2 separate regions of the Mus musculus genome follow, and region 2 is linked to region 1. Evidence: chromatin loops called from intact Hi-C (ENCODE). Cell type or tissue: gastrocnemius. All regions are shown on one strand. Each heading gives the region's core, and the rest is flanking DNA. Links, peaks and the distances in the headings are about the cores only.

Region 1 (16,067 bases), core at 4,039-12,038:
ATTGCAGGAGTGACTCTTGTGCGTGGTCTGCTTCCTGGAGTTGCCTACTTGGGTCTCTGGGGCTTCCTCAAGCCAGCACTGTATATCACTACCATGAGCTCCACCCTGGGGCTCATGGGTCAAACGTTCTAACAGTGGCTCCGGGGAGGATGCTCAGTATCTAGGGCACTGGTTGGAACCAGGTTAGTTCTCTTCTGGTGAGGGCAGCACTTTGCCAAAGTCCATGCAATAATTATCTAAAGGGCTAGCCAGAGGCTCGATCAGACCTGCTGGGTCAGTGGGTTGACTGCCTGGATTTATTGTAGAACAAACACACACACACACATGCCACATGCACTCTAAAGGTTTTATTTATTTTTAGTTTATGTATATGAGTGTTTGCCTGCATGTATGCCTATGTACCACTTGCATGCAACACCCTCTGAGGCCAGAAGGGTGCACTGCAGTCTGTTGGAGCTGGCGTTGCAGATGGTTATATTACTAGGTGAGTGCTAGGACCCAAACCCTGGTCCTGTGCAAGAGCAGTCCGTGCTCATAACTGCTGAGCCCTCTCTCCAGCCCCTGCAGAGCCTTCTCTTGGCTTTGAGCTAGTCAGTTAATGGGTTGCAGGGAGCACCTTGTCGTGAGTGACTGACAATGCAGCCAAACAACTGTGAATTCAACTGTGCCTCTTGCAAAAGACCATTCCTGCTGGGCTTCGTGACAATTTGCACCTCCTTATAAAGGGGCGGAGTGGATCGTGAGACCCTCCTGTGACTACCCATCTGCTTTTTACCATACGTTGTATGCAACTCTACCTTAATTGTCTGTGATCTTGAGAAGGAGCTAGTGTATATAGGCTGGAGACAACTAGGTGGGGAGGGGGATCCATCTGCTGCTACAGGAAGCTCTTATCGCTGCAAGGTAAGGCTTTTCAGGTGTGGTCTGTTGGGTGAGGAACATCTCTATTCCTGTAAGTAACCTCTCATCTATGCTCTGTAAGGAGGCCCAGTAACGCTCATTGGTTCTCCAGAGTGAGCTTTGGAGGAATCATGCCTTGGTTTGCCACTGGGACCTTAAGAGAAAGGACAGATACTTATTATATAGCTCTCCCTGGGAAGGAATTTTAGCTGGTAGGTAAAAACTCTCTCTTAAATAACAGGGATGTACTAGTCATGCTATCTGTCTTATGCTTGAAGAGACTGTATACACTGGACCCGAGTGTCTTGGTTACTTTTCTGTTGCCATGAAGACACACCATGACCAAAGTAACTTACAAAAGAAAGCATTATTGGGACTCATGGTCCCAGAGGGTTAGAGTCCGTGATCATCACACCGAGGAGCACGGCAGCAGTCAGGAAGACATGGCACTAGAACAGTAGCTAAGAGCTTAGCTACTGAATCTGAAAGTTGGACACACAGAGAGAACTAGGACCGACACAGGCTTTTGAAACCTCAAAGACCACCCACAGTGATACACCTCTTTCAGCAAAGCCAAAACTTCTAATCCTTCCCAGTCAATTTCACCAACTAGGGATCAAACGTTCAAATATTTGAATGGATAGGAACCATTCTCATTCAACCCTCCACACCTGGGATTCCAGAGAGAGAGAGAGAGAGAGAGAGAGAGTCCCAGGCTCTGTGTGGTCCACTCCTCAGCTCATGGATTCTATTACGATGGTAACATCTACTTTCTGTCCAAGTGTGGTCACCACTGTGTCACCAAGAGTGATGGGAAGGAAAGACAGTGACGGTAGCTGTGGATGAGGAGACAATTCTGGGCAGCATTGGTCTTGGGAGATAGGACCATGAAGGTGTAGCTAGCTGTTGAAAATAATGTGTTCATTCTCGTCCTTCTACAACAGGTGTTAGGAAGAGCTGTGGGCAGGGTGAGGGTACAGAAGTGTTCTAAGTGTGCTGTACCAGTGGAGCCAATCAGGAAAGGCAGTTGCAGGAGCTGTGGTCTGATCCCATTTACGATAACAGTCTTCCATTCTCCAAGAGCTACTGGAGCTGGAGAGATGGCTCAGGGGTTAAGAGCACTGACTGCTCTTCTAAAGGTTCTGAGTTCAAATCCCAGCAACCACATGGTGGCTCACAACCATCCATAATGAGATCTCACAGCCTCTTCTAGTGCATCTGAAGACAGCTACATTGTACTTACATGTAATAAATAAATACATCTTTAAAAAAAAAAAGGAACTACTATCTTCTACATAGGCCAAACAGGTGGAATGTAGGGTGATGTGGAGATACAGCAAGTCTTTGATGGGAACACATGCCCCAGGGTACATGTGTACACTTTTACTTTCCCAGTTTCTAGGTATAGGTATTTTAACAGCTTCTTTCTGGGCTGGGGAGCCCACACAAGGTTCTTCCTTTATGCCTGGGCCATGGGCCGTAAACACATCATGGGTCCAGGAATGTCCAGCCCTACTGGGAGTGAGTGCTCATGAATATGCCATCCTCCATGAGCCCCTTGATGGGTGGATTTCAGGTTCCTAGGAATCCACCAATTTGGAGCCAAAGTCCCTGGAAGTTCTTCCTACTTCCTCTTCCCAGGCTCAGATTAACACAGGTAGAGTGGCCATTCCTTCTTGTTATGGTCTGACTTGGCTCTTACTATAAACAGAGTCCTCACTTCATATGCTGGGATCATAACCTCCAGTAAGATGGTATGAAGTGGTATCTGGTGGAGGCAACAAGAGTCAGGTGTAGTCATGAAGGGGTCCTGGTCTTTTATAAGTGAGCTCAACTTCCCACCCTCTGAAGAACAGAGCAATATGGACTCTCTGAGCAGCCATGACAGAAGTGTGATCCTGAACCTGGCCATATCTGCACTCTAATCTCAGACTTCTGGCCCCCAGAGCCATGAGAAGTACACTCGTTTCTCTCTCTATGGATCCAGCTTGCCCAGAGATCCATAGAGAGAAATGCTCGCCCTGGCTGCAGACATTGTGGGTTATAATTGTCATGGTGCCCTGAGTAACTCTGGTTTTTTTTTCCCCTACAAAGTTTTCTGGCAAACTATAAACAGGCAAAAACCCCTGGGGTAATGCTGCTTTACAACTGGCTCCTCGTGTCATCTGTGCCAGAACGTGCTCAATGCCCAATGCCATCCAGGATAGCTTGAGATAAACCAGGTACCGTCAGGTTGAGATGAGGCCACTTTTGTCGGTGCTCTTCTGATGTAAGCTGTGAAGATCCCCTGAACTTGTTATTGCCCGTGGCCACACTTTGGTCAGTGAGTCTCCAGAACCTTGACAGCAGTTCTGGGGGTGTCTACCCGCTTTTCTGATCTTGAACTTCTTGGGGCCTGTTCCTACTCCCTAAGGTCAGAACACTATGGTGCTTTATTAATGTCCAAGGTGACCAGCCAGTTTCTACTTACTGAATGTCTATAAAAGAATGCTTTTCCAAGAAACTAGGTTAGCACAGGGGGTGGCGGCACACGCCTTTAATCTCAGCACTTGAGAGGCAGAGGCTGATGGATCTGAGAAAAGCCAGCCTGATCTACAGAGCAAGTTCCAGGACAGCCAGGGCTGCAAAAGAAAGAAACTAGATTAAATTTTGGGGTAGGTTTCTTTCTCCAAACTGGCCCTGAACTCACAGCCTGCCTGCCTCCCTCTCCCCTCCCTCCCTCTCTCTCTCCCTCCCTCCCCCCTCCCTCCCTCCCTCCCTTCCCTCCCTCCCTGTCTCCCTCCCTCTCTCCCTTCCTCCCTCTCTCCCTCCCTCCCTCTTTCTCTCCCTTCCTCCCTCTCTCCCTCCCTCCCTCTCTCTCTCCCTCCCTTCCTGAGGTTACAATTGTGCAGTACACTTTGTCCCAGTTCCTTTTATTTACTTATTTATTTTGAGACAGTGTCTCTTACCATGTAACTCTAGTTGGCCTGGGTAAAGTGCAACTTTAGCAGGCCGCTTTTTTATCTTGTTATAAAATAGCTAGCAAAGATGTCTGTGACAGTCATTTTGAGTTTGTGTGTGTGTGTGGTAAATGTGTGTGCTCATGCACGTATGGGTTCCTATGTGAAGACTTGAGGACAGTTTCAGCTGTCACTCCTCAGGTGCCATCCACCTTGTTTTTTGAGATAGGGTCTCTCACTGGCCTGGAATTCACCTGGAAGGCTAGAGTGGCTGACCATTGATCCCCAGGATCTGCCTGCTACGATTGTAAGCGTGGCACGCCCAGCTTATTTATTTATTTACTTACTTACTTATTTATAACCAGATTGTCTTTCGTTGAAATATTTTCTCTAGTTGCTTGTTAGCTAGCTGGGCATCCATCCCAGAAGGCTACTATTGATGTCACAGGGTGCCCATCCACATGGTAGCCTACAGACTGCAGTACTCAGGATCTCCTTAATACTTTCAGAAAGTTCTCTAAGACCAGTGTTGCATGTGCTGGACAATCAAAAGTGACACTTCCACTGTGTGTAATGTTCTTCTGCTTCTTTCTGTCTCTTGGTGGCTCCTTGAAGACTCTGATGCTCAGGCCAAGACAGAGGCAGAGGGCATCACCTCCATGCTGGCCTGTCCGTCTGGATGGTCAGTTTCACTGTCATTTTCAGACTGTTCCAGTCACTGGTTACCTTGGCAGCGTCATTACCAACTGTTTTTGGAGACAGACCCAAGGGACTGATCTTCGGGACCAGGCATATGTGTCGCCAACCTCACCTCAAGTACACAACTTTGATCCCATTGTGGTTGATGGAGGCGGCTGGTGTTGGATGAACCGGGATTCAGAAAGTTGCACTGCAGCCTCCTCTGAGCTGGAGACAGAAAGGGGCCATGACCAGCTTTCGCTATGTTTAAGGGATGACACGCGGGTCCCCATGCATAACTTCACCTCCTGAACTTTCACCCCGACCCTCTTAGCTGTGAATGGTTCTCCCTCCCTAGCTCCCCGCCCCCTGATAGCCTGGTTGGCCGAGCTCTATGGCCTCCCCCCTAGCTCCCCGCCCCCTGATGCCCTGGTTGGCCGAGCTCTATGACCTCCTCTAGCTCCCCGCCCCCTGATACCGTGGTTGGCCAAGCTCTATGGCCTCTGGTTCGGAAGGATCTGCTCGCTTCAGCCTCCTGAGCGTGAGGATTATAGGTGTGTGTCATTAGGCCTGGTCCTTTTTGTCTTTAACCACTGCCCAGTGTGATCATCATCCTCACTTATCTTTAGCGGTGAAGGCCCTTTGGCCCTGCCTTGCTGGAGTTCCACTTCATTGGCAGCATTACCAGCGCTCCAAGGACTTTCCAAAACCCCTTGTCAATCAGTCTCGGAGCCCTGTGAATTGGGAGGGGCTTCCATGTTTCCCGGAGCCCAGTCAGGGGAGGGTTGGGTAAACAAACACAAAATTTATTTGTATAGCAGTTTACAAACTAGAACTGAGAACTGAGTGTGGTGGTGCATGCCTTTGATTTCAGACCCTGGGAGGCGGAGGCAGATGGATGTCTGTGCGTTCAAGGCCAGTGTCTTAGGGTTTCTGTTACCGTGATGAAGTGATGAAAGCACCGTTACCAAAAATCTAGTTGGGAGGAAAAGGGTTGATTTGGCTTACACTTCCAGATCATAGTCCATTACTGGAGAAAATCAGGACAGGGACTCAAACAAGACTGGAACCTGGAGGCAGGAGCTGATGCAGAGGCCATGGAAGGATGCTGGTTAACTGCTTGTTTCCCGTGGCTTACTTTCCATGGTTTACTCAGCTGACTTCTTGTAGAGCCCTGGACCATCAGCAAAGGGGTGACACCGCCCACAATGGGCTGGACCCTTCCCCATCAATCACTAATTGAGAAAATGCCTTACAACTGGATCTTACAGAGGGATTTTTCTCAACTGAGCCTCCTTTTTCTCTGATAGACTTGTGTCAAGTCGACACTGATAACCAGCCAGTACAGCCAGCCTAGTCTACATGGTAAGAACTTGTCTCAAAAAAAAAAAAAAGGATGGTTGTGGTGTCTCACACCTTTAATCCCAGCCTTTAGGAGGCAGAGGCAGGCAGATCTCTTGAATTTCAGGCCAGACTGGTCTACAGAGTGAGTCCAGGACAGCCAATGGTTCTGTTACATACAGAAATCCTGTCTTGAAAAATAAAACAAAACAAGACAATAATTAAAAAAAAAAATGGAATCAAGGGCTGGAGAGATGGCTCAGCGGTTAAGAGCACTGACTGCACTTCCAAAGGACCTGGGTTCAATTCCCAGCAACCACATGGTGGCTCACAACCATCTGTAATGGGATCTGACGCCCTCTTCTGGTGTCTGAAGAGAGTGTACTCATATAGATTAAATAAATAAATCTGTTTTCAAGAACAATGGAATCAAGGCAAAGGGTAGTCCACACTTGTAACCCCAGCATAGCCAGCCCCCCAACCACATAGACCACCCCCCAACAGTAACGATTTTACGAACAGTATTATATGTATAGAAATCCCAAACACATAATACGCAGTATGAAGCCAGTTTTGCTTTCCTGTGATGTATTTGTTGCTGTAATATTCATGCATTACTCTGTGTGTGGTGTATGCATATGGTACATGTATGTGCATGTGATGTGTATGTGTGTGCATGTGGTATGTATGAGTGCATGCATTCTCAGACATAGAGCCAAGGGAAGACATCAAGTGTCTTTCTCTGTCATTTTTGTCTTTTTCTCCTGATCTCTTTGTGAACCTGGAGGCTGCTGGGGTTTGTTTGGTTTTGTTTGTTTGTTTGTTTGTTAGTCTGACTAGCCATGGAGCCCCAGCCATCCTTCAGTTTTTGCCTCCCACCCCCTCAGAGCTCAGGTTACAGGCCTGGCTTTTAGGGCTTCATGCTTGTGCAGCCAATGCCCTGACTGACACCCGTGCTGACTCCCAAGCTGATGCACTATTTTTAACCGAAGTCCATGGGTCTATTCATATTCCCCAGTTTCTTCATATTTCCCCATGTTCTCCTCTGCCCCAGATATCTGTCTAGGCTCTTCCATAACTCTGAGTCACCACAACTCCTCAGGCAATGACAACCTGTCTCTGATGACTCAGGTGGTTAAAAGCATGGCAGGTCAGTCTGTACTAGGGCTTTCCTCCACCCAGGGCTGCCCATAATTTTCCTCAGGGTGGGACTGAGACAGGGGGCTTGGGCAATGTCCCCAGGTCACCTTTGGAGTCCTCACTGTCAATCTGTTCTGCTCCGTGGCTCAGGACTGCTGATGTTGATACTGCACTGTGTTTGTTGTGCCTCTTCAGGATGGTCACCTCTGCTTAGCTCTGGGAAAGGAACAGGAAGAGTGGAGGTTTAAAGCCTCAGCTGGAACCTGCGCTGCTTCGGTGTAGGATTCTTTGTGAGAGCCTCATTGCCATCCATTGATTTAGTCACACGGGCTGGACTCTGGGATACTAATTTCATACTTTTGGCTATTCCAACACACACCCTTTGCTTATCTTTGTTGTTGCAATTGTTCAGCTTTGACCACAAGAGGGCTCTTTTGTCTGGGTTCTGTATTGCTTTGACATAATGTGTATGAGCGTTGTTTTTCTGAGTTCTTGATTTAGGCATTTTGGCTCATCTTTGGGCCTTTTCTGGCCTAGAACCTGCCACTGGCCCCATTTCTCTGTTTTGTACCTAACTAGTGGGTCTCTTTTTCTGGAGATGAGTAGGTTTGCGGGGGTGGGGTGGGGATGGGGTGCCCAAACTGCCTGTGGCTACATCCTCTCCATCCCTAAGCTCCTTACACTCTGCTCCGGACCCTAGGGCCAGCAGGACCCTGACTTCTCTTCCTCCATGTTGCATTTCTACCTATCTTTCAATTACTGTTCCTGGCTTTTGGCTTCAGTATAACCAGGAATGCCTGACATTTGGAAGAGAAGTAAAATGGACATTTGGATGAAACTCGGGGGCCTGGAGTCCTGTGGAACTGAAAGGGACAGCTACTGGGGCAGCCCCTCCTTGAAATTGAGTAATTTCACCTGCCCCTCCCCTCCACCCCCGCCGACTGTTCCCGCCGCTGGGCTACGCCCCTCTGCCCATGAATTCCGTGTTGTTAGAATGGCCACCAGGTGGCGCCGTAGACTGCTATTTGGACCCTGAAGTGCTCAGGTCCTCGCCCCGGGACAGGATCTACGCTTAGGAAGCCAGAATGCTCTGAAGAGGTGTTGGGAATGGGTGGCACATTTTCTGATGTGCTTGGCGCCTGGTGAACAATATCGGGAGGCTATGTCTATAGTATCCTCGAGTGCAGAAGTTCCTAGTCTCCAGGCAGCAGGAAGGGACAGGGTCCGTGGGGCGGGAGGGCAGGGGGATGGGAGAACGTGGCATTCTGAAAATTGCGCTGTAGGTCAAAGAAGGGGTGCGTGGGAATGTGTGGGGAACACACGGAGGCAAGGAAGGGGCACACAGGGAGCAAACCCGTTTGGATAAGGGCGGGGTGGGTGAAAGCTGGAGTTGGAGAGCTGTAGTGCACCCGGGTATGCAGGGACGTGGGAGGACAGAAGACTGGCTGCTTCCCAGCTTCCTGCCTCCTCTCTTCCGAGAAGTGACAGTGCCTACAGGGTGGAGCTAGTTGGGAAGGGGACCAAGCCAATGGGGGTTGAGGGAAGGAGATCTTAGAGAATGGGGGTAGGTAACCAAGCGATGACGGCGGGGGGGGGGGGGGGGGGGGGCAGGGGCGGGGAAATCCCTGAAGATGGGGAGGAGCAGAAAGAGGCCTGGGACTGTGGGGAGTACAGCATAGAAGCTGGGAAGAGGTCGAGAGAGATCCAGGGCTAGGTCTAGGGGTGAAGGCTTCTGGAGCGCTAACTCTACAGAGAAAGAAAGAAGGGCCCAGAGTACAGGAGGCAGCGCCACCCTTTTTCTCCCAGGAAGAATGTCCACTCTGTTTGTCCGGACCCAACTTCTGCCCTTGGCCTAAGAGACTCTGCCTGCCCTTTGAAGGACTGTGACATGTAGTTAGGTGCTCACTCCTCTTGGGGTTGGGGGGAGCCACATCTTTTGGCTCTCACTCAAAGATTCTTGTCTTCTGACACCTTCCAAGGACCTGGCAAACTCCCTGTTAACTTGGAGTCGGGTGGGGTCCATATATCAGACCGGAAGCCCTTGCAGTTGGAGATGTGGTGGCTCCCACAGGGGGGCTGGGATGGGAGTTGTTTCAGACTTAGGCCTCTCCAGGGCTGTAACTTCAGAAAGGACTCTCTGGCCTCTTTCCTTGCAGGCAGGAAACCACAGTGTCTCTTGGGAACCATATCCTTCGCACACTGAAGCAGAAAACTGTTGTGGCCACAAAACTAACTAAAGCTAGTTAGCGTTAGCACACTCTTTGCAGCAGCCTTTATCTTCCACTAACAAGTCACCCCCTATCTCTTGGTGCCAGCCTTAGAGCTTACCACCACTATTCACAATCGAGAGTCTATGTCTTTTGCTTTCACAGACTTGTGGTTCTTTGTCTCAATGGCTTGCCTACCATGCACCAGGCCCTTGGTATGATCGTCATGACAGCACAAAGAGGGTGTGGCAATAGACACATTGAATTCCAGCATTTGGGGATTTCTGCCCCACTCCCTCCCATTTAGCTCCGGAGTAAACAGCTCAGAGGTATCAGAATTTATTGACAAGCTGCAAGCCTAAGCTACGCAGGTTCTGGAATTATTATAACCCTGCTAGGCTATTAACAACCAGATAAGTGACCCATTATTTGCCAACTGAATCTTGCTCTGTTCTTCGTGTGTCCTCAGTGGGAGCTTCTCTTGGCCACAGGCTCATGGTCCATCCTCCCTCGAGGTGTCGTAGTGACATTCTTCTTCCACATCCTCTGTCCTTCCTCTCGTGGTCCCTACCCTGAGACCCTCCTTACTCGATCTCCAGTCCGACCTTCCTCTCTCTCCTGCCCAGTCACAGGCTCTAGCCTTTTATTACCCAATCAGAGATTGTTGGGGACATTCTTTACAGCACATTGGTTAATACAGTGCCCATGTACAGACTGTGACCTGATCATAGATAGAACTGAGCATCTAAACCTGCACACTACGCAGCGCACAAGACCAACCCCAAGGTCTTCGGGTCACCATCCTACGGCCTCCACTTTTATTTTATTTATTTATTCTTGGATTTCTTTTTAAAAAGAAATTTCTTAAGCCAGGCATGGTGGCACACGCCTTTAATCCCAGCACTTGGGAGGCAGAGGCAGGTGGATTTCTGAGTTCGAGACCAGCCTGGTCTACAAAGTGAGTTCCAGGACAGCCAGAGCTACACAAAGAAACCCTGTCTCGAAAAACAAACAAACAAACAAACAAACAAACAAAATTTTCTTACAATATATTCTAATCATGGTTTCCCCTTCCTAAATTCCTCCCAGATCTTCCCCAACCATCCAATTCCACATTCTTTCTCTCTCTCTTTAGAAAACAAACAGGTTAAAAAAAATTAAAACAACGCCCCCCAAATCTTCAAAGACGACAATTAAAAAATGTACACACGTGGTGAGATGGCTCAGCAGGTAAGAGTAGTGACTGCTCTTCCGAAGGTCCTGAGTTTAAATCCCAGCAACCACATGGTGGCTCACAACCACCTGTAATGAGATCTGATGCCCTCTTCTGGTGTGTCAGAAGACAGGTACAGTGTACTTATGCATAGTAATAAATAAATCTTTTTTTACAAAATGTACACACAAATAAAACCCATAAAACCACAAATTCAGAAATCATATTATACAAGCAAAAAGCCAGTAGGGTAAAAATGCCCAAACAAAGCAATATGAGACAAAGTCTACTACCATTGAGTTCCTTTGTGTTGGCCATTTACTGCTAAGCATGGGTCCTATGGTTATATGTGCTATCTCTATCTTTATCTATCTATCTATCTATCTATCTATCTATCTATCTATCTATCTATCTATCTATCTATCTATCCATCCAGTGAGACTCCATGGGAGGAAATTGACTTTTCATTTGGAAGCAGACGTCAAGTGGAGAGAGCTTTTGGTTAAGGTGGGAGTTTGTGTCCACTTTGCCTTCTCAGTGCTGGGACCCCATGTGGCTTGAAGCTGTGCAGGCCCTGAGCATGCTACCACGGTCTCCATGAGCTCATACGTGAGTCAGACCTCCTGGGTCTTGCCTGTTTCCTTGGTGTCATCCATCCCCTCTGGCTCTAAATCTTTCTGTCTTCTCTTCCACATACATCCCTGAGCCCTGAGGGGAGGGGTTTGAGGAAGATGTCCAGGTTAGGACGGAGTGCTCCAAAGTCTCTCACTCTGCACACTGTCCAGTGTGGATCTCTGTGCGAGTTCCCATTTACTGCAAGGGGAGGCTTCCTTGATGATCGCTGAGCAAGGTACTGAGCTGAGTCCCAGCCCACTTCTACTTACAAAACAAAACAAACAAACAAAAAACCCACCAACCCCAAACACCTCAGAACAAAACAGTTCCATAATGTGAAAATCCTGATGAGGTTTAAATTTGATAACATTATTATGATTTTTCTCTAGTTAAGAAAACAATTAGCAGTCGGGCAGTGGTGGCACTTGGGAGGTAGAGGCAGGCAGATTTCTGAGTTCAAGGCCAGCCTGGGCTATAGAATGAGTTCCAGGACAGCCAGGGCTACGCCAAAAAAAAACCAAAAAACCAAAAAAACAAAAAAACAAAAAAACAAAAAACAAAAAAACAAAAAGAAAAAAAGAAAAAAGAAAACAATTAGCAGTGTTCTTATATCCAGCAAGGAACCAGCCTAGGGATTAAGGAAGCCACAGGGTGTGCCCAGCTATCCTTGCACTGTTCCAGATAGGTAGAACCCTCCCAGCTTCCCCAAAAGTTGCCGAAGGCCTCCCAACAGCCATGTGTCCTTGTCTGCCACTCAAGCCTCCATCTCTCGTTCTTGTAACTAGTCTGACCTTGTGCTGAGTCGCCTGTCCTGTGCAGGTCTACCCACCAGGTCGCATGCTCTCCTCTAGCTCCTCAACTGTAGCCCCAGAGGCTGCCCAGGTCAGGTGCAGAGTAGAATCCCAGCATGAAACCTTAATGATTAGATTAACTCTTGTGTGATGTGCAATTGATATGTCCAGGCTTGAATAGAAATAGACTAAGATCCAAAGTAAGCACATTATATAAGAAATATGGTTATATTGTGTTTTTCTATGTCAGAGTTTATTGAATAAAAATAAGTTCATAAACTATGTTAATTGGTTTTATTGGCTACAATTTATAGAAGTTCAGATTTCTCTTGACAGTATGGCCATGATGGTCACAAGTTCCTCTATTCCAGTTCACTTGTTTGCCTTTGTATTGGTTTATTTGCATCTTATTTATTTATTTATTTATTTATAGACAGGGTCTCACCCTGTAGCCATGGCTTGCATGGAACTCAGTAGTACAGTAGGCTGGCCTCTAACTCAGAGATACCCCCTGCCTCTGCTGCCCAAGTGCTGAAATTAAAGGCGTGTATCATCATACCCAGCTTTTATTATAGTCTTAATTCCTAATATTAACTTAGCTCATGTGTTGTACTTTATGAAACTAACTATAGATCACAGTTTAAAGACGCCCTGCTGAAGGCAGAGGCAGAGAGGGGACGCAGACGCCATGGTGGTTAGCTAAGGGATTTCTTCCTTTATTTTTATTTTTTAAGGATTTTTGAGATAGAGTCTCATGAAGTAGCTCTGGCTGTCATGGAACTTACTATATAGACTAGGATGGCCTTGAACTCGCACAGTTGCCTCTACCTCCAGCACGTTGGGGTAAAACAATGGCTGGTTAGATCATTTTTAAAAAAGATTTATGATTTTAAAGTGTGTGTGTGTGTGTGTGTGTGTATGCGTGCGCGTGTGCACACACGTGTGTGAGTACAGGTGCCTACAGAGGCCAGAGGAGTCAAATGTTTCCAAAGCTGAAGTTATAGGTGGCTGTGGCTGGCTGAAATAGTCGCTGGGAATCAAACTTGGGTCCTTTGATAAAGCAATCCATACTCTTAACTGACGAGATATCTCTCCAGACCTTTGATAAGGTTTTCAGGAACGCAGAGAGCTGCTGTAGGCAGCCAGATGCAGAGCTGAGGTAAACTGACAGGAAATTCAAGACCAGTCCAGACCATCATGGCAGTTCAAAAGAACACACGGAGCAAGAAGGACTATACTGAGCTGAAGTCTCAGGGGCAGATGTTTTCAGTCTATCTGCTCCTTCATACAGCCAGTGGGTGGCTGAGCGACTGGTTAGTGGCGCTTCTGCTACCATAGTGTTACATGTCCCTTATTTTACATGAACTGGGTGAAGAGAGTTACGTCCTCGGCTGGGCTGCTGTGTTTAGTGACCCAACAAGTCTGGCTTTCCTGGGATGGTTTTAATGTGCCCATGTAATCCTGATCTGCTTTGATAAGGTCATGGGTGGTCATACAAAACCAATAGGTTTTCTCTTCTGATGAGATAAATCAATTCAAGTGGAACAGGGTAGCCCCCACCTCCACCCCGCTGCCATGGGTGGAGCAGGCTAGCCCACAGCTACCTCCTGAACTAAAACAAGGAGACCCAAGCAGAGAGCAGAAGCAGGTTTATTTGCAGCAGCTCTCAGGTAGCTTCTCTGGTTTCAGAGAACGGGGTGAGGGAAATCACCCTGCAGGAGGGGTGGGGGTGGGGTGGGAGCAGAAAGAGAAAGAGCACAGGTGCTGGCGGCCCTTTTATCTGCAGCATGCAGCTGGCACACCTGGTGACAGCAGGTGATAACATAAGCCATGGCTAGGTCCCCTGAGAGCAGGCCAGTGGAATGGCCTATATATGAACAGGGCTAGGGTTAGCAGTTCCGGGTTTAAAGCCCAACAAAGGTCTTTAACTTGTATGAACAAGTTTTAATCTGTCTGTGCCTGACGCTGGACAGGTTTGGGAGTGTGTGAATGTGCACAGATGAGATATAGTTAGTTGCCCTGTGTCTGCACTCACCATGAAGCCTAATGATGCCTTGTAAAATGCAGTCTCCCGGGGCACAGCACAGTGTAAAATTCACTCTTCCACTAAGTAGGAGTGCCTTACATCAGGGCACAGCCTGATATCCATAAATGTCCCAGGGAGAAGTTTTGTGCAAGAAAATCTAAAGTAAGCCAAACCCCAAGGAAACCCTCTCTCTCTCTCTCTCTCTCTCTATATATATATATATATATATATATATATATATATTTTTTTTTTTTTTTTGAGATAGAGTCTTGCTATGTATTTCATGATGGCCTTCAGCTCATGATCATCCTGCTAGGATTACAAGCCTGAGCCACTACACCATACCTGTGTGAGTACACTGCAGCTGTCTTCAGACACAGCAGAAGACGGCATCAGATCCATTAGAAATGGTTGTGAGCCACCATGTGGTTGTTAGGAATTGAACTTAGGACCTCTGGAAGAGCAGCCAGTGCTCTTAACCACCGAGCCATCAGCTCCTGGACTCCACTTCTTAAGTTCAAATCCAAAATACGTTGTAATGGAGAAATATTCCAGACATGTGACAATACAGAGCTTGGTCAGGAAAGACAAACTGCTGCTTCTGATTAGCACTTGTAGTTGCCATGGCTCACGATTTTCAGGCCTGGCACCGGGTCCTGGAAGGATGGACTCACTGGTATGTGTACAGAGGAGATGGTTTCCTGCCCTGTAGAGCTGGGACAAGCAGGGCCTGGCCTGGAGCTGGTTTCTTGGCAGCAAGCCTGAACTGCAGCCTGGAAGCCTGCGTTACTGGGAGACTCTTTGTTTAGCATTCAGGAAAACCGAGTTTCTGTTTGTTTTATTTAAAAGTCTTTCTCAGTGTTTTATGTATCCTGCCACAGTCAAGCTTGCCCTGACCACAGACTTTTAGTTCTTGTCTATGAGGGATGGGGCTTGCAACCCTCTGGCTAGATCAATAGTTACAAACTTTCTTTTGAAAAGGTTAAAAAGTTACTTGGATAAAGATAAGTTTCATGTCACTAAACTTATAAACACAATTTGTAGGAGATCTCTCAGGAGAGAAGCCAAAGTTCCTCAGGTCCTGGGGTCTATGAAGGAAAAGAGGGCCCAGGAAGGGAAAGGCTCTTGTCAGTCCAGAGTGAGAGAAGAACAGATCATTCCTCCCTCAATTCCACTCTGAAGATCTGGCTGCCAGGAACCATTCCTCACGGGGGACGGGGGGGGGGGGGGGGGGGGGGGGGGGGGCGCTGTCTGACTTTGAATGAGAGGCTTAGAGGAAAGTGCCCTGAGTCCCAGCCCTTCTTCCACAGGGCCGGTGGAAGAGTCAGAGTGGAGCAGCATTGCCTCCCACAGTCTAGCCAGCCCTGGACACTGGGCCTCTGGGCAGATAGATGATCAGTGATTCCTCTCTGGAATCTTCACAATCTGCTCGTGGATCTAAGAAGTGGAACAAGGCCATGGAAAGACAGGCAGCTCAGGCAGGCAACTCAGGCTGCCCCACAGATTGGCCCCGTATGGAAAAATCTCGGGAACACAGCTAAAGACACAAGGGCTAAGCAAGAGGAGGCCATCAAAGAAGTTCAGCTAAAGCTGGGGGTGCCCTCTACACCAACATACACTCGTGGGACAGAGAGAACATAGGAAGTCCAGACTTGACCCAGACACAGGAGGCAAGTGTGTGCAGCTAATGTAGATTCTTCAGTGAATGGCGCTGGAGCAGCCATAGGGCTCTGGGGAAAGACAGCCTGAGATCTGTATTTCACACCATATGCAAGAGATCAGGGATCTGAACGTGAGCGCTGAGACTACACAGGCACCACAGCACAGGGACCATCGCTAGCCTCAATATGAGGACATACCTTTCCTAAGGAACATTTAAAGGCCAGATGCAGCCAGAAAGACCGCAGGAGTGCATGTGGTTATATAAATAAATGCTAGAAATTTATACGACAAAATACCATGAACAGGATACAAAGAAAACTGACACACTAGGACAAAATATTTAAAACTTTTGTGGCTCAGCTGTTAAAGTGCTTGCTTAAGAGGCACAAAACCCTGGGTTCTATCTTCAGTCCTGCATAAATCAGGAGTGAGAGCAAATACCTGTAATACCAGCAATACAGAGGTAGATGGGCAGGAATATCAGAGCATAAATGCCAATCTCAGCTACCTTGCTATTCAGGGATGCATGAGACCCTGACTCAAGAGGGAAAGAAA
Region 2 (16,067 bases), core at 3,175-11,174, 92 kb after region 1:
CAGCCTGCCATCACTGCTTCCAGTTGCAAGTGCTCTGTTCGTGTTGCACTACTGAACGTCTCTTTCTCTTTTCTTCCCATTTGGCCTTCTAGGCAAAAGCTGCTTGTTGTACCCCAGTTCTTCGGGTGTGGGGGGTGGGGAGAGACAGAAGACTTTTGTATTTAAGTTATAATTAACATTTAAAAAATTTTGGCACTCTGTATTTTCTGTCCCGACTTTATCACTAAGTTCTAAGTTCACCATTTGAGGTCATTGGAAACTTAACTATTTGGCCATTTCTTGCTTTAGTGTAACAGAGTCTTGGGGGGGTCAAATAGGGAAACGCATCAAAGTACCTTAGAGGGCCAGGCCTGGTGGCACATGCCCTTAATCCCAGCACTCAGGAGGCAGAGGCAGGTGGATTTCTGAGTTTGAGGCCAGCCTGGTCTACAGAGGGAGTTCCAGGACAGCCAGGGCTACACAGAGAAACCCTGTCTTGAAAAACAAAAACCAAAACAACAAAAAACAGTAAAGAAAAAAATCCAGCTGCAGCAATGCCTGCCTAGAACCTGCGACAGGAAAGACCAGTGCAGTTGAACTGGGTGGAAAGGTAATTAGGTTTTTACATTGTTATGGCAATCTAGATGGGGGAGGGGTGATGGGGCTGGGGGAGACCCTTAGACCCAATTCAGATTGTAATTAGCCAAATTCATTAAAGGGGCTGGCAGGGCCACAGTCTCCAGCCAAATCAGAGAGGTGTCGCCTGGAGGCTGGTGAGGAAAGGGCTTTTAAAGGCAAAAACCACAAGAAGTCCTTGGGCATCTACACAAACAAGTTACAGAAAACAAAGAACTGTTCACCTCTGACAAGATTAGGCCCTCAAAGTGACCTTAAAGTAGTCTTTGAACATCTGCCTTAGTGGGTTACAAAAGCCCAAATCAATAGTTAGGCGTAGTTTATGACAAAGCGGATGGTCGTGGTGACACATTTCTGGGTGGGGACCCAGGAGTTAGGGTTGCTGGGGACTTGTGTTCCAGAAACTGAGTCAGAGACAAGTGGTTATTAGGTATGAACCTGGGCACCTAGCACAAAACGACTCCCTCCAACATCACACCATATCGTGAGTGCAAATTAGATTCCACTCTTTCAGTCAATTGTAAATTTGCTTATGTTGCTCTGTCTCATGATAAGATGGATTTCTGCATGGTAAAATAAGAGTGTCCTAAGGCAAAATAACCAGATTTTGTTTTTCTTTCCAAAAAGAGAAAAGTAAAGGCGTGGACAAAACTTGAAATCTGAAGCTTTCTATAGATGATGAAACTTTTAAAAATATATATGATCTTCACAATTCCGGAGACTAAAACTCAGTGCACTGGTCTAAAACAAAAAAGTCTTGTTCTCCACTTAAAACAATTGGGGTTCTTGAAAATATCGATTTGCTCTTGCTGACATAATAATTGTGTTTTCTGCTAAGCCTGTCAGAAGTTGAAGTACTTGTAAAATTGAATAGTATCAAAACCAGAACTTACTTTAAAAATTGCGTTATTATCTAAGCTTTGTCTGTTACATGAAAATTAAAATTTATTACTTTCTCCTTATGACCGCTAAAACCATCCTTCTGGGTGTTCAACCAAGAAAACATATAGGCCAAAGCAAATTAGGATATGGGGACAAAAATGGACCACTAAAGGTCAACCAGGGGGCTGGTGAGATGGCTCAGTGGGTAAGAGCACCCGACTGCTCTTCCGAAGGTACGGAGTTCAAATCCCAGCAACCACATGGTGGCTCACAACCATCTGTAACAAGATCTGATGCCCTCTTCTGGAGTGTCTGAAGACAGCTACAGTGTACTTACATATAATAAATAAATCTTTTTAAAAAAAAATGTTTTTTAAAAAAAAAAAAAGGTCAACCAGGGCCAAGGGGACAATGGGACCCCTGTGAAGGGGCCCTGCAACTCTGGTAAGCCACTTATGGTCTCATTCAGGAAGGCCATAGGAGCCCCAGGGGTCGCACTGTAGCTCATATACCTGCTGTGAAGTCATTGGAGGGGGAAAGGTCTTCTTTGTATTGGAGGAAACTCACACAGTCAGCAAGCCCCTGACCCATGACCACAGATGGCACACGGGCAAATGAAGGCTGAGAGGGCATCCTCTTAGGTCCCTAGTATAACTCCACAGTCTTAACTGACTACAGTACAAGGTTCATTTTTACCCCCCCCCCCATTTTGACTTTATTTATTTATTTATTTAGATTTTTTTTTTGAGACAGGGTCTCTTTATGTCAGTGGTTCTCAACCTGTGGGTTGTGACCCCTTGGGGAGACAAATGAACCTTTCACAAAGGGTCTCCTAAGGCCATCTGCACATCAGATATTTACATTACAATTCATAAGTAGGAAAATTATTGTTATGAAATAGCAATAAAAATAATTTTATGGTTGGGTATTACCACAACATGAGAAACTGTATAAAGAGTTGTAGCATTTGAGAACCCCTGTTTTATGTAGACCTGGCTGTCCTGGAATTCAATATGTAGAGCAGGCTAGCCTTGAACTCATAGACATCTGTCTCCTTCTGCCTCCCCAGGGCTGAGATTAAAAGTGTGTGCCACCACACCTAGCCCTTGCTTGGCTTTTAAAGCCCTAGATGGGGAGTATAAGAAATCAAGATCATCCATAATATTGTATAAAAATGTATCAGCTATTGCCCAGATGTCTCATCATGAAGTGGTTTAGACAGGGAACCTTATTCAGATGAACATTTTAGCCAATCTGAAAGGCTTCCAGGTGTTCTTAATTGTTAAACTGTAGGGAATTACTAAATGCATTCACCTATTGTGATAAGATCCAACTTTCCAACAAGCAATCAAAGTAAAAGACAAGCGGGGCATGGTGGCGCACACCTTTGATCCCAGCACTTGGGAGGCAGAGGCAGGTGGATTTCTGAGTTCGAGGCCAGCCTGGTCTACAGAGTGAGTTCCAGGACAGCCAGGGCTATACAGAGAAACCCTGTCTCAAAAAAACAAAACAAAACAAAACAAAACAAAAAGAACATTGGGGCTGGAGAGATGACTCAGTGGTTAAGAGCAATGACTGCTCTTCCAGAGGTCTTGAGTTCAATTCCCAGCAATCACCCATCTGCTTTGTGTTTGTTTTGTTTTGTTTTGTTTCAAGACGGGGTTTCTCTGTGTAGCCCTGGCTGTCCTGGAACTCACTCTGTAGACCAGGCTGGCCTCAAACTCAGAAATCCACCTGCCTCTGCCTCCTGAGTGCTGGAATTAAAGGCGTGTGCCACCATGCCTGGCAAGATTGTCTTAGTTAGAGTTTCTATTGTTGCAGTCAAACACCCATGCCCCAAAGCAATTGGGTGAGGGAAGGATTTATTTCACTTGCAGGAGTCAGGACAGGAACTTAAGGCAGGAAGCTGAAGGCAAGAGCTGATGCGGAGGCCATGGAGGAGGGCTGCTTGCTGGCTAGTTCCCCAAGGCTTGCTCAGCCTGCTATCTTATACCCTCTAGGCCCATCTTCTCAGGGGTGACAGTGACCACAATGAACTGGGTCTTTCCGTATCAATGATCAACCAAGAAAACGCCTCTCAGGCTCATCCATCCGCCAATCTTATGCAAGCATTTAAAAAAATTTTTTTTTTCCTTCTTTGCAGATAACCCTAGCTTATTTCAAATTGATCTTAAAGACTAGTCAGCACAGAGGCATAGAGAAAAGTCTCTCTTAAACCAGAGTAAACATCAAAACCCTGTACCAAAATATAGTACAGACCTGGTTAGGACAATCCCTGGGTAGCTTTTCTAAGAAGGTTTAAACTTTCTTACCTCCTATAAATTCTTTCTTGTTACTTTAATTAGGCTCTGCCTTTTGTCCCCTGCTTAATTAGCATCCGGTAATTGGTTTCTTTCATAAGCAGAGCCTCTCCAGCTATTGGGAGGAGTCAGGGAACAATAGCTTTTTTTGAGATGCTTGCGGCTGACTATAAATCCTAATCTAAGGACATTGGGTTTCCTGAGGAGTGTATTGTGGCTGTGGGTGTGTGGAGTTGGAAGGTAAACTGTTTTGATTGTTCCTACCAAAACTGACAGAATATTCCTGGTTTTGTTTTAAAATGGGTCTTGCTTCTGGTAATAGTCAAGCTGGAGTATAAACTAGGTTGGAGTCAAGATGTTGACTATTAAGGTAGCACCCCGGGGGCATCTTTCCTCAATTCTTTTCTCTTTAGATTGCTGCAAGGTCATAGATCACACGGAAGCCCGTGTAAATTTTAAGTCACTCCTGCCCCCAGCTGGAGAACTCTCGTCAGAACAATGAATTCCGCTTTTAGAGGCTAACTTGGAATTAATTTTCAGCCTCTGTGACCTCAGTGAGTCTCCCTTCAGCATACCCTGAAAGCCTGTGTCCTGTCCTGTCCCGATCAAACTGCTACATCTGGGAGCCCTGCAGCCTCGGGCTGGGAAAGTGTGGAATCTTATAGGTGTGACCCAGCAGGCAAAGCTTAGTGCTTTATACACAGGAGTGTCGTAGAGAAGCCTCAGGGTTGGGATCTGGCAGAGGGAGCAGAATGAAAAGTTCGATAAATCTTATAGCTAGTGCTGAAGTTTGTTGGGAGTCTGGCATGCAGCAGAATTTTAGCAGAGCTCTCCTATCTAGGCTCTGAGGTAGCCTTTTGTCAGTGATGGTTATCTGAGAGTTTATGGGGTGGTTCCTTTGAAAGATTCTCAGAACCTTTGCAATAACTTGGTATCCAGACACTCCAGGCAAACCAGTAATTCTCACAAGGGTGAGAATTGTTTAAGGTGAAGGTTCTCTCAAAACAACTCCTAGATCAGATAAGAAGTTTTGGTGTGCAGAAATCGACTTGCTAAAGGTGTCTTTTTGTGTAACAATAAAGAGGCTCTGCAAAAAGGGTCTGAATTTCCCCAGCTGGCTCCCGAGAAGCCTAAATTCATCCTGTAGTTCTTTCTTTGATCAATCTCCTCGTGTGATCCAGAACACTAACACTGGTACTTGTTGATTCTGTCTTCTGAGACTTAGCCGCGGAAGACCTTCAAGTTGAGACCTTAAAGTGCAGAATGTCATTGGAGGCACTTGATCTAGTTTTTGTCCAATAGCTGGAGAAGCTTGTCTTATAAAATGTACAATGGCTTGGCCTTTCTGACTCTCAATGTCCAGATTAATATACGTGTCCATGGTTTCAGCTCTAAAGAGATCAGGGTTCTCAGAAGCCATCAGTGTTATTCTCCATAGCCTTTTACACTTAGGGGTGTTTTATCCCTCCTATAGGATTACTTCACTGTTAGAGGTACTATCTCTATAGTACACCAAACCATAGAGTCACCAGTAGGTCGTTCCCCTACTCTTTCCTGTAAGCGTCTTGACACAATCTGCAAAGCTCCCCATCCAGTCCTGCCATGGAAGTTAGCCTGGCTATAACAGCATTCTGAGGGTGAGACTCGTTAGTTCATGAATGGTGCTAAAGCTCAGATATGAGACTTTTCTAGGTTAGGTCAATGCCACAGTGAGACTTTTGAGTTCTTTAATGAAGGTGGAAGAGATCCTAGCTAAATTAGCCTATTTGGATTGGATTTGGGAAAGATCAGTGTCTTAGTTACTGTTCTATTGCTGTGAAGACACCATGACCAAGGCAACTCTCATAAAAGAAAACATTTAATTAGAAGTTTGCTTACAGTCGTAGAGAGTTAGCCCATGATCATCATGGCAGAAAGAAGGCAGACATGGTATTGAAGCTATAGCTGGAAAGCAGGGGGAGAGAGAGAGAGACACAGACAGAGAGTGACAGAGAGAGAGAGAGAGAGAGAGAGAGAGAGAGAGAGAGAGAGAGAGAGAGAGAGAGAGAGAGGAGATTGGGCCTGACATAAGCTTTTGAAACCTCAAAGCCCATCCCCAGGGACACACCTTCTCCAACAAGGCTACACCTCCCGATCCTTCCCAAACAGTTCTCCTAACTGGAGACCAAGCATCCAAACATGTGAGCCTATGGGGCACTTTCATTCAAAAGTGAGATTCACTCAGAGATGAGACAGAGAGGACATGCACAGGGCTCACTAGGAAAAAGAGCCACACCTTACCACCTCTGACTTTTCCCCTAAAATGATTTTCATCTCTCTCACACACACACACACACACACACACACACACACACACACACACACACACACACACACACACACAAAACCAAGAACAACCCCCACACCACCACCAAACCAAACAATAACAAAGACACCTTACCCCACCCTCTTTCCCTTTAGCCCCTGGAGGCTGCTCACCTACTTCTGACCTGAGAGCTGTTCATAAGGCTTATTCAGGTTTAGCATATATCAGAGCTTTCCTTTTTCATTTGCCAGTTGATAGACATCTAACCTCTGTCTGTTGCCTGTCGTTACGAATGCTGCTGTAGACATGAGATACAGGCATACAGGATACGTATAGACATGTGTTCATTCTCTTACACACGAGAAGTGGGATTCTGGGTTGTAGCTTCGATCTGCCCACTGCCTGCAAAGCCTGCAGCATCAGTGGTGTGGTTTCTTTGCTTCTAAACTACAGTGCTTCCTAATGGGTATGAGCAGTGTGCTGCTGGGGCTTTGATCTGCATTTTGCTAATGAGCAAGAATGTGGAGCCTGTTACCCATTGTGCCTCTTCTAGAAGAAATGTTGAGTTCCCCTTTCGTTCATTTTTTTAAAATTTTTACTTACTACTTTTTATTCATTTATTTAAGACAAGCTGTCATGTAGCCCAGGCTGGACCTTGAACTGATTCTCCTGCTGACCTTTCCCAAGTGCTGGGATTACAGACATGTGACCTGCTCCAGCTTTTGAGGCTCTGATCGATGGTGATGGTTGTACAAGTAGAGGCGAACAAGGGCTCTGTAGTTAGACTCACTGATCTCCTCCTTGCTCCATTCTGCCCTGTGGGATGAAATTTGGGTGCTGGGGGTGGGGGTGTGAGGTTACTGAATGGGTTCAAGTGTCAAACGATTTGTGTCCTTCACCACCAGGGAACTTCCCTTGTTTCTAGGACGCTCAGTTCCCTCACTGCTTCTGCCGGGAAAGACTCGGAGTTCCCTGTGTAGCCGTACTCCTACAGGCTTCATTTTAGCAATGGCTGTTTCGCAACTGGTAGGAAAACATCTGCCTTCCATAAGCTCCCCGGCTGCAGCCAAGTGACTGGAATTTTCCTTCCCTAGCTAGCCAGGAGCATCCAGGCCCTGTGCTGGAAGGCTCCTCCTTCCCCAACTGACAGCCAAAGAAACATTGAGTTGCAGATCTCCCCAGCCCCCACCTGCAACAGATTAGTTTAGGGGTGTGTGTGCTTGGGGTTTTTTAGAGGAGGCCCTCACTGTGAGGCCAGGTTTAGGGATGTACCAGGGGTGTGAGAGCAGGGGGCTGGGGAGACTAGATCTGGGGAGAAGTTCTAGTATGCCTACTGTAAGCAGGAGGTGGAGACCTTCAGACAAGTTTTAGCCCTGGGACAAGTCTAGATCCCTGGAAGTTTATACAGAGGTACCTCAACAGTCAACTAGTCCTGAAGTAATTTGATACTCAAGGCCTAAGTACCGCCCACTTCAGTATCCAGCCAATTCCCCACAGTAAGGCCCTCTGGAGACTAACCCACCAACAGGAAAAGGAAATTGCTAGAGAAAGGGCGGGTCTACAGAACCAGGATAGCAGCAGCCATCCTCCAGACGGGGCGATTGTTCCAGAGTCAGTACCATGAGCCACAATTCTCAAGCCTTCTTGTCCACCAATGCCGGGCTTCCTCCAAGCTATGAGACAATCAAAGAGGAGTACGGGGTGACTGAGCTGGGGGAACCCAGCAACTCAGCTGTTGTGAGGACCACCGTGATCAACATGCCCAGAGAGGTGTCGGTGCCTGACCATGTGGTCTGGTCCCTGTTCAATACACTCTTCTTCAACGCCTGCTGCCTGGGCTTCGTTGCCTATGCCTACTCTGTGAAGGTGAGTGTGCTAGAGGGGGTGGGAGGGAATGGTGTAAGAAGGTGTGTGTGAGCCTGAAGCGCCATCTACTCAGATAGCACCGAGGTGTGAGTGTGGGGTCCTTTCTGTAAGAAAGTGTGTGTGCACCCTTCCTATTTGTGTGTGTGTGTGTGTGTGTGCGTGCGTGCGTGCGCGCGCGCGCGCGCGCGCACTGTCTGTCTCTGGTGTTGGAGACTTTCTGATAGTCACAGGATGAAACTGCCTGGGGATTCTGGGGCCAGACTTTCCCCACCCCTTCACCCTTTAGACTGGGGCCCTAATCTGTGTGGAAAGTGAGGTATGCAGCGAATGCTGGAGCTTACTGTATAGTTTGTGTTTGTGTGTGTGTGAAAAGAGGGGAGGGTTTCCCGGCTGGAGGGAGTGAGACAGTGGGCAGGGAGCAGTTGGGGAAATGGAGCCAGAGCACCTGGCTCTCAGCTGGCCAGCTCCAGGGCTCCTTACATCTAATTTCCTTCAGTCTAGGGACAGGAAGATGGTGGGCGATGTGGTTGGAGCCCAGGCCTACGCCTCCACTGCCAAGTGCCTGAATATCAGCTCCCTGATCTTCAGCATCCTTATGGTCATTATCTGCATCATTATTTTCTCTACCACCTCTGTGGTAGTCTTTCAGTCTTTTGCACAAAGAACACCCCATTCTGGATTCTAGCTGCCCTGTGCTCCACGGTCCACATCTGCCCCGCCCCTGCCCCGCCCCCAGGCTCAAGCCTCGACCCTTTACCCTACGCGTATGCAAATGTTACCTTCACCTATCTGTCCACAGTGGATTCAATAAAGTGCACGGGGTGGCAACTCTGGCTGTGACTCACTGTTCTCTGGTTCTGTACCGAGCTCACCTTGCATCCTTTTTGTCTGAGGAGAGCAAGTGTCGTTAACTTGTCAGGCTTCTGGTCTCCAGATATGGGCAGCAGCCGACCTGTGGGTTTTTGCCTGATCCAGGCAGAGGGGATCCGAGGATCATCTAACGCTGAGGCCGTGCTCCCGGGGGTCCCAGGAAGGGTGCAGAACTTTGGGCAAAGGAGGCTCCGGCCTAGGAGTGAAAGACACCCGGAGTCCTTTACTTTAGGGGAAAAGAAATCCCTAGCCAAGATGTGTCCTCTTTTTGTGGTGGCCTCTTGGATATGACTTCAAGCTCCTGAGCTGGCCCGCACACAAAAGTTGGGTGCTGTGAAGTTTGCTGCCCTCACTGTTTCCTTCCCCACACTCAGGCTTATGTAGGGACCTGGAGTGGGTGGGGACTCTAGAAGGTTTCTTGTAGGAGGACCACATGACAGTTCTGCTGGCCTCACAGCTCCTAGGTTCCACCTCTCCTAGGGGGGAGGCTGTGTGTGCCTTGGCACCCCGCTAACATGCCTTGCATCCCTGGAGTTCCTTCTAAAGGATACTTCTGCTTACCCAAGGCTGGCACCAAAAAGTCAGATTGGGCTTCCAGTGTCTGCAGGATTTGGGTCCTTGCTTCCCTAACCACCATGATGATTTGAATTTATCTAAAATCCTGGGCGTGGCACAGTGATCCCTACCATAGAGGTGCAGGTGAAGGCCCTGTGCGACTTCAGCAAGGGGAAGGCCTGTGGTGTTTGTTTGTTTTTTTATTAGAAGTATGGTTTTTAAGAGGAAGTAAGAGCAGCTGCCGGGAAGGGGGTCAGCTTATTTCTACGTCATGCCAGTTTGGGGAGTTCCTTTAATCTTTTAGAAATCTCAACGTGCTTTTGACATAAAGAGAATTTCCCAAAATAGCAGGCAGAAGTTGGAGCTTATTCGAAACAGTGCCCATGGTAAAATATAAAGCACACCCAGGAGTAGGAGTGTGGGCTTGTGAGGGGTCACTGCTAAGTGTTTTAGGGGTGACTCTATGTAGGATTTGGGGAAGCTTTTTAGAATGTCATTGCTTAACAGGGTGCTAAGAAACTCTTCTCTCTCCTCGTTCCATAGCCGAGGCTATAGAGCGACTGCAGGGCTTTGGATGGAGACCACACTGATGAGGGAAAACCAGGAACTGCTTGGGCTTTGCAGAGAGTCTCTGGTGAGATCTCTCGAAAATGGCAGGTTTCAGAAAATGTTAATTATGTTGGGATTCTTGACTCCCTCCGAGTTGGTGAGAGTTTCCAGGAGGAGGGATGCTTTTCATTCTCGTGGATGCACGCATGGCAGGAAGGGACCAGGGGAACTGGGTGGTGGATCAGCAGGGAGACTTAGGACAGGCTGTGCATTTCGACGGAGGGTTACAGTCCACAGGAAGGAATTAAACAGAACTTGACCTCAAGACCTTCCTGAAGCCGCGGGAACCTCTTGGGAAGAGAACTCGCCTGCTGATACCCTGGGTGCCCAGAGGCCTAGGAACTTTCTTGGGCCCAGGGCAGTTCCTCCACCACGAGGGAGCAGATACTCAAGTTCAGGGATTCAGCCCTGAGACTTCGGGGTCTGTCCTATCTGTCACCACGTCACGGGTCTTGATATTTGGCTTCTGCAGTGGACCTAGAGCTGAGGATGCTGCCCTGCCAACCTGCTACTGGACGTCTATACAACCAGCCCCATAGAAGAGTGGAATGCTCAGGGGACAGGAAGTGGTGGGCCATAGGATAGACAAGGACCAGGGTGTCATCAACTGCTTCTGAAGGTGCCAAGGCCCATCCATCTCTCAGGGCCAGCCCTGTTCTCATTCCCCAAAAGTCAGACAGACGGGGTGCTCTAGAGCCTAGAAAATTTAGACACAGTGTATTCTTAAAGTAGACCTCAGTGCTCCCGGACTCTCACTGTGGTTCCATCTGCCCTAAGCAGGAGGCCAGAAAATGGGTCCTTCTCCCCTCAGTCAGATAGCAACAGGACGGTGGTGGAGGTAACAGTAGAGGTTGATACGCCACACTTAGAACCAGATGTGTTTTACAAAGTCTCACTGGACAGGCGTGTAAGTGTAATATCTGTGATGCAGTAAGGGTCTAGGTGTCAGGGGGTGTTGCGTCTGTGGAGCATCTGCTGCTGGTGAGTGAAGACTGGGAGCTCTCAGACACATGGCCGAGACCTCAGTGTTCTAGGTTCTTGGCACCGTCAGGAACCAGAGGAGCACTGGGAAGAAGTTACACTTTGGATAGAGGGATGTAATCAAAGGCTGGGAGGAGGCTTCTGGATAGTTTCAACTGCTGGGTTTTTGAAAATTCATACTCTCTCTCCTCCTCGTTCCCTCCCTCCCCCTCCCCCCTCATTTCCTCTCTCCCTCTCCCTCTCTTTTAAGGCAGGGGTCTGGTCTAGAACTATGTGGACCACACTGGCTACGAACCCACAGAGATCCACATGCTCTGCCTCTGGGTACTGGGATTAAAGGTGTGCGCCACCGTTCTTGGCCTATGGCTAAGCTTTTATTGGGGGGGGGGAATGAATTGATTAGTCATGAGTTAAGGTGGGGTAATAGGAGGGAAATCCCTGAGATGTCAGGGTTTTTTTTTTTTTTTTTCTCCAGTACAGTCCCATCCCTCCTTTGTCCTCAGGCATAATGGGAGCGAGAGATTTTATAATTCTGAGGCTATGAAGATATGATTATAATGAAGCAAAGGCTAGGCGGAGCTCATCTGCTTAGTCTGGGATGGTCATGTTTTCGTCTGAGTAGTCACATGTCCTGGGAGAAGCCAGGTCTGAGTTTGTGTCAGCCCCACCATGGCAGATTGCTCTTGTTCTTGTGCCTTCTCTAGCTCACCTCACGAGGAAGCCAGGGCAGGACAGAGGGCAGACCTGTCCTCTGTAAGGAGGGCTGAGCAGATGGCTCAGCAGTTATGAGCATATGCTACTCTGTAAGAGGACCCGGGCTGATTTCTAGTATCCACTTCCGGTGGCTCCCCTGTAACTGCTGCTCTAGAAATTCAACACTACCTCTGTGGGCATCTGCACTCATAGGTACATACACGCCCCTCCCTACATATATATAAAAATATTTTTAAAAAGAGGTCTCTGAGATTAACAGAAGGGGCAGAAACAGCACCTACACAGATGATGAAGACCAAGGCACTGATGTATGGGCACTTAGCGTGGCAGGTATAGGCCTAGGCTCCAAATATTACCCATATGTCCCCAGACTGGAGGAGATCAAATGACAAGGGACCTTGGAGAAAGTCATCTGGGAGTCAGATGCTCTGACTAGGTCCCTTTCATCCTCCCTGCCCACTGCAGCCTCCTTACATCAGGTCAGGGGTCTTCCCTCCATGTTCACGTACCATCCCGAGGGCCCTGCACTGCTCGCTTGTTTATTGATCCGAGTGGGCGTGAGCAGGAGCAGCTGAGGGAGGCTGGGCAGTGGTGGTGTGAAGGATTTAGCTCTTGCTCAGGATTTGAGCTGGGAAGACACTGAGGTCCCCTTTACGGAGGAGGCTCTTGGCATGCGAGCCTGGAGTTAGACTTCCTGCCGGACATGCATTGAGTTCTTGGCACATGCAAGTATCTGAGCCCTCAAGGAAATGATTCCACTCACATTTTTAGGACTGGGAAGGGCAGGCCTAACAGCTAAGGAGACTGAAGAGGATCTACCTGCCCAGGAGCAGGAGAGTGCTGGTTACAGGGAGTGGGGAGGAGCCTCCTACAGTGTGCAGTGGGAAGGAGGCAGTCTCCTTCATTATTCCTCTTTGCCTGCTGTCTTCTTCTTAGCCTTTATCTCTAGCAGGTACGAATCTGAGGTCCCATTTATGCATGTCTGCAGGGGTCATGGTCAAAGCCTGGAGTCTGAGTTCTGGCAGGGATATGCAGCTCTGATCCTGAGTGTGCCCTTCCCCCAGCCTTGAGTAGGCTAAACCGACCCACAATGGTTTTACAGCCTAGCCGTGGCCTCGCTCCATTTGCAATTTCCTACAGGAGTGGACTGCCCACTGAGCTAGCTCTGCAACATAATCCAGCTGAAACAAAGCATGGGGTCTGTGGGCTTTCCCTCTGTAAACACAGTGATGAAAATTAAACTTGGAGCCTTGATCAGAAACTTTGTCTTGGCTTCATCCTTCTCTCTCACCCCATTCCTTTTCATCTCCAGCCCCCCTCTCAGGTCACCCAGTTCACCCATGGCTGCTGGACAGCCACACCTGAGAGCTCTGGTTGTTGCCTGAAACTGATGCAGCCCCATGTTTTCTCAGCCCTAGTGTCTGCCATGGAACTGTTTGCAGCCAGTGTTCTTGGGACAGCCTTTTGTGAAGTAGAGAGAGCAGCGGGACTCTGGTGGGTGGTCTACAGCCACTGCCCATGTGGCGCAGGGGCCTTTGATGGGGTCTTTTGAGAGGGGCGGGGGACGCTGGGGTGCAAGGGCGGGCCACTCTATTTGGCAGGCTGAGGCTGTAATTTGTGATATATATAGCGGGTGGAGCTGGTCAGCCAGGGAGGGTAGCAAGGGGCTATAAGCAGGCTTGGTGCTCAGAGAGGACAAGTCTCAGCTAGGAAGACACGGCGCTGGAACCCATGGACACTTCATATCCCCGTGAGGACCCCCGGGCTCCATCATCCCGCAAGGCTGATGCTGCAGCCCACACAGCCCTCTCCATGGGAACACCTGGCCCTACACCACGAGATCACATGCTCTGGTCTGTCTTCAGCACGATGTACCTGAATCTGTGCTGCCTTGGATTCCTGGCGCTGGTCCACTCTGTCAAGGTTGGCTTCAAGGCTTCTGGGATGGGAGAATGAGTGTGGTGTGGGGGGAGGTGATGTGGAGTCCGGGAAGGAGGGGGCAGTGTTCAAAAGTATATGAGGGTGTCTGTTGGCATAGCCACAGTACCTCACCAAGTTTGGGGACCGTTAAGGGGTGTATGCACTGTTCACAGGAAAGGAAGGTCTGGCTATATAGTCTCCCTCAAAGGGCAAAGTCCTTAAAGGTTGCCCATAGAGGAATTCCCACTGTAGTTCCCGAATAGCACTGAGTTCTTGGTTTCTCATAGGACTCCTCTCCCCTAGGAGGCTCTCAGAGGGTGCTGCTGACCCAGAATGGCCACTGAATCTCTACCTGCAGCCTTTATTTATGCTGAGACTATGGTTAGGACCCTGCCAGAGGCCAAACTGTGCCTGTGAAGGAACTAGGTCCAGCCGAGGGATATGTCTCCTTGAGCCAGAGTCCTCCGTCAAGATTTAGAGTTTAGCCTGTGCTCTACAGTTGCTCCGGGGGAGGGGGGGTCCCCTAGACACCATGAACATGTTAACATCTTGTTTCTGGTGCTGCCCTGCAGGCCCGAGACCAGAAGATGGCTGGGAACTTGGAGGCTGCAAGGCAGTATGGCTCCAAAGCCAAGTGCTACAACATCCTGGCTGCAATGTGGACATTGGTGCCCCCATTGCTGCTCCTGGGACTGGTGGTGACTGGCGCCTTGCACCTGTCCAAGTTAGCCAAAGACTCTGCGGCTTTCTTCAGCACCAAGTTTGATGAGGAGGACTATAACTAAGAGTTCCGAGCCTGTCCCTGAACCGAGGACAACCATGTCAGGTCAGCTGTGCCCAACACCAGCTCCTGGGAGTTACAGCCTACTATAGCACCTCGATCCCTGCCCAGCCGTGACCTCAGAGGCGGCCCTCTTGTCCACGATGTGTATTTGATGCTGCCCCACTCAGATCCCTCAGACTTAACTTATAACCTAGAGGGTCCTCAGTGCTTGGCTTTGTCCCTTTCCCCACTTACCAGGCCGAGCCTCTGTTCACGATTAAAAGTGGCAGATTCCAGAAATGTGTGGGCTCTTCCTTTCCTGGTGGTAGTTGTGTAGGGAGCCCCAGCACCAACTCATCTGGCCAACCCCAGTTATCTTATTCTGTTAGCTTGGCTGTCCGACTACTGCTTTTGCTTAGCGGCCTGTGGCTTCTGGGGTGGAGGAGCCTGAGTATTTTAGGATGAAGTTCGGGAACGCAGGCCTTTGATTCCCACTGCCCTGTGGTTTGATGGGCTGTGTCCGAGAACATGTGAGGGTGTGCCCTGACTCCTCATCCGCCACAGTGGTCTTCTTGGACTGTGCGGAAGGCAGACAGGGGCCATTTCCTATGCGGGACTGGATACTGGACTCACAGCGGACAGCAACATGATCCACAGAGACACACAGACATTTACAGCCTGCTCCCCTCATTTTCTTCCACTCACACATGGTCAGAGGCAGACAGGCAGTGGCACTAAGTGAATGTTCTCAAGTCACTTCTCCTCTCTGTGTGTCACATGCCCCTGGCTTCCACGAAGGTCTCTGCTTAGCTACCCGACTTAGAGACTCTAGGCAGTTCTGCATCCTGTTCCATGCCTGTAGCCAACAGCCGACCTTGAGGAGCTCCGAGCTACTGACAGTGTTCCGAGCCAAGCCTAAGAGATAAGACCTTTTGCTGACCTGCGTGTGTTTGGGGCTGGGGAGGAAGCTAGTGCGGGTTACTAGTCCTGTTATGGAGCAGAGACAAGGACAGTGTGCTTAGATAAAGATGGAGACAGTGTGCTGACCATGAGCCCCTGGTCTAGTTCACGAGAAGGTCAACTCCTGCTGGCTACAGGGACTTGTGTGTTCCTGAGTAGATGTCCCCAAACATGGGATATTTTGCCAGCCACCCTCTATGATGAGGGATTGCCTGCTTTGTGCCCCAGCGCTAAGAACAGTGTGTGGTCGAGTCAGTGAGGCGGAAACAGCATCTTCCCTTGCCCCAGACTGCTAGGCTAGACCCGATCAGCTGTGCCCGGCTCTGTCACCCTCCACGACCCCAGAAGCTTATCATACCACACGCACAGAAGTGACCACCTACACACAGGTAGAACGCACTCCCAGGTGCTGGGCTACCTCTATTGAGCGCAGTGCCACCAAGCAACCTGTCAATGCCCATGCCCAGTCCTGTCTTTGAGGCAACAGATGAGCATCCACTTCTGCCAGGGTAGCTCCTGGCCCAACATAAAGAAGGTGAAGAGAGACACAAGGGCCCCACATTGCCCCTAAGCTTTGAAATCACATCAGCATTCAGCCCCTGGTGCAGAAGGACATGAATCCATCACACACTCTGACTTCAGCCTTTGCCAGCACTGACTTTAATTAGCCAAGTTGGCTTGGTACAGGAGCACAGGGTTTACCAGGATCGTGGTCCTACGCTATGAA

What was found. Hi-C counts contacts between places; a loop is a spot of excess contacts. Peaks named below come from ENCODE experiments on the same cell type or tissue, not always from the same donor. Only the 100,000 strongest peaks of a DNase experiment are listed, where the experiment ranks them.
Region 2: it touches region 1 in a loop (6-fold over the local background); 38 of 42 quality-filtered maps call a loop at or near these places.

The regions. Positions count from the first base shown.
Region 1 is chr7:141,040,368-141,056,434 of GRCm38, reverse strand. No RefSeq gene overlaps it. Among named protein-coding and RNA genes, the nearest start is that of B4galnt4, 13 kb to the left of the region's middle. In gastrocnemius, for the core only: CTCF peaks have their summits at 7,412 (motif pointing right) and 7,994 (motif pointing right); DNase peaks (open chromatin) are centred at 8,011 and 8,453; H3K4me3 peaks cover 1,892 bases; H3K27ac peaks cover 3,498 bases.
Region 2 is chr7:140,947,571-140,963,637 of GRCm38, reverse strand. It overlaps Ifitm2 (interferon induced transmembrane protein 2), which reads left to right and starts at 7,677. Exons shown (of 2, transcript NM_030694.1): 1 at 7,677-7,968; 2 at 8,465-8,799. The coding sequence starts at 7,723. The coding sequence ends at 8,653. Pgghg (protein glucosylgalactosylhydroxylysine glucosidase) reads right to left here. Exons shown (of 14, transcript NM_145387.5): 14 at 15,974-16,067. It overlaps Ifitm5 (interferon induced transmembrane protein 5), which reads left to right and starts at 13,395. Exons shown (of 2, transcript NM_053088.3): 1 at 13,395-13,620; 2 at 14,190-14,680. The coding sequence starts at 13,429. The coding sequence ends at 14,402. In gastrocnemius, for the core only: a CTCF peak has its summit at 4,283 (motif pointing left); DNase peaks (open chromatin) are centred at 4,289 and 7,639; H3K4me3 peaks cover 4,505 bases; H3K27ac peaks cover 7,791 bases.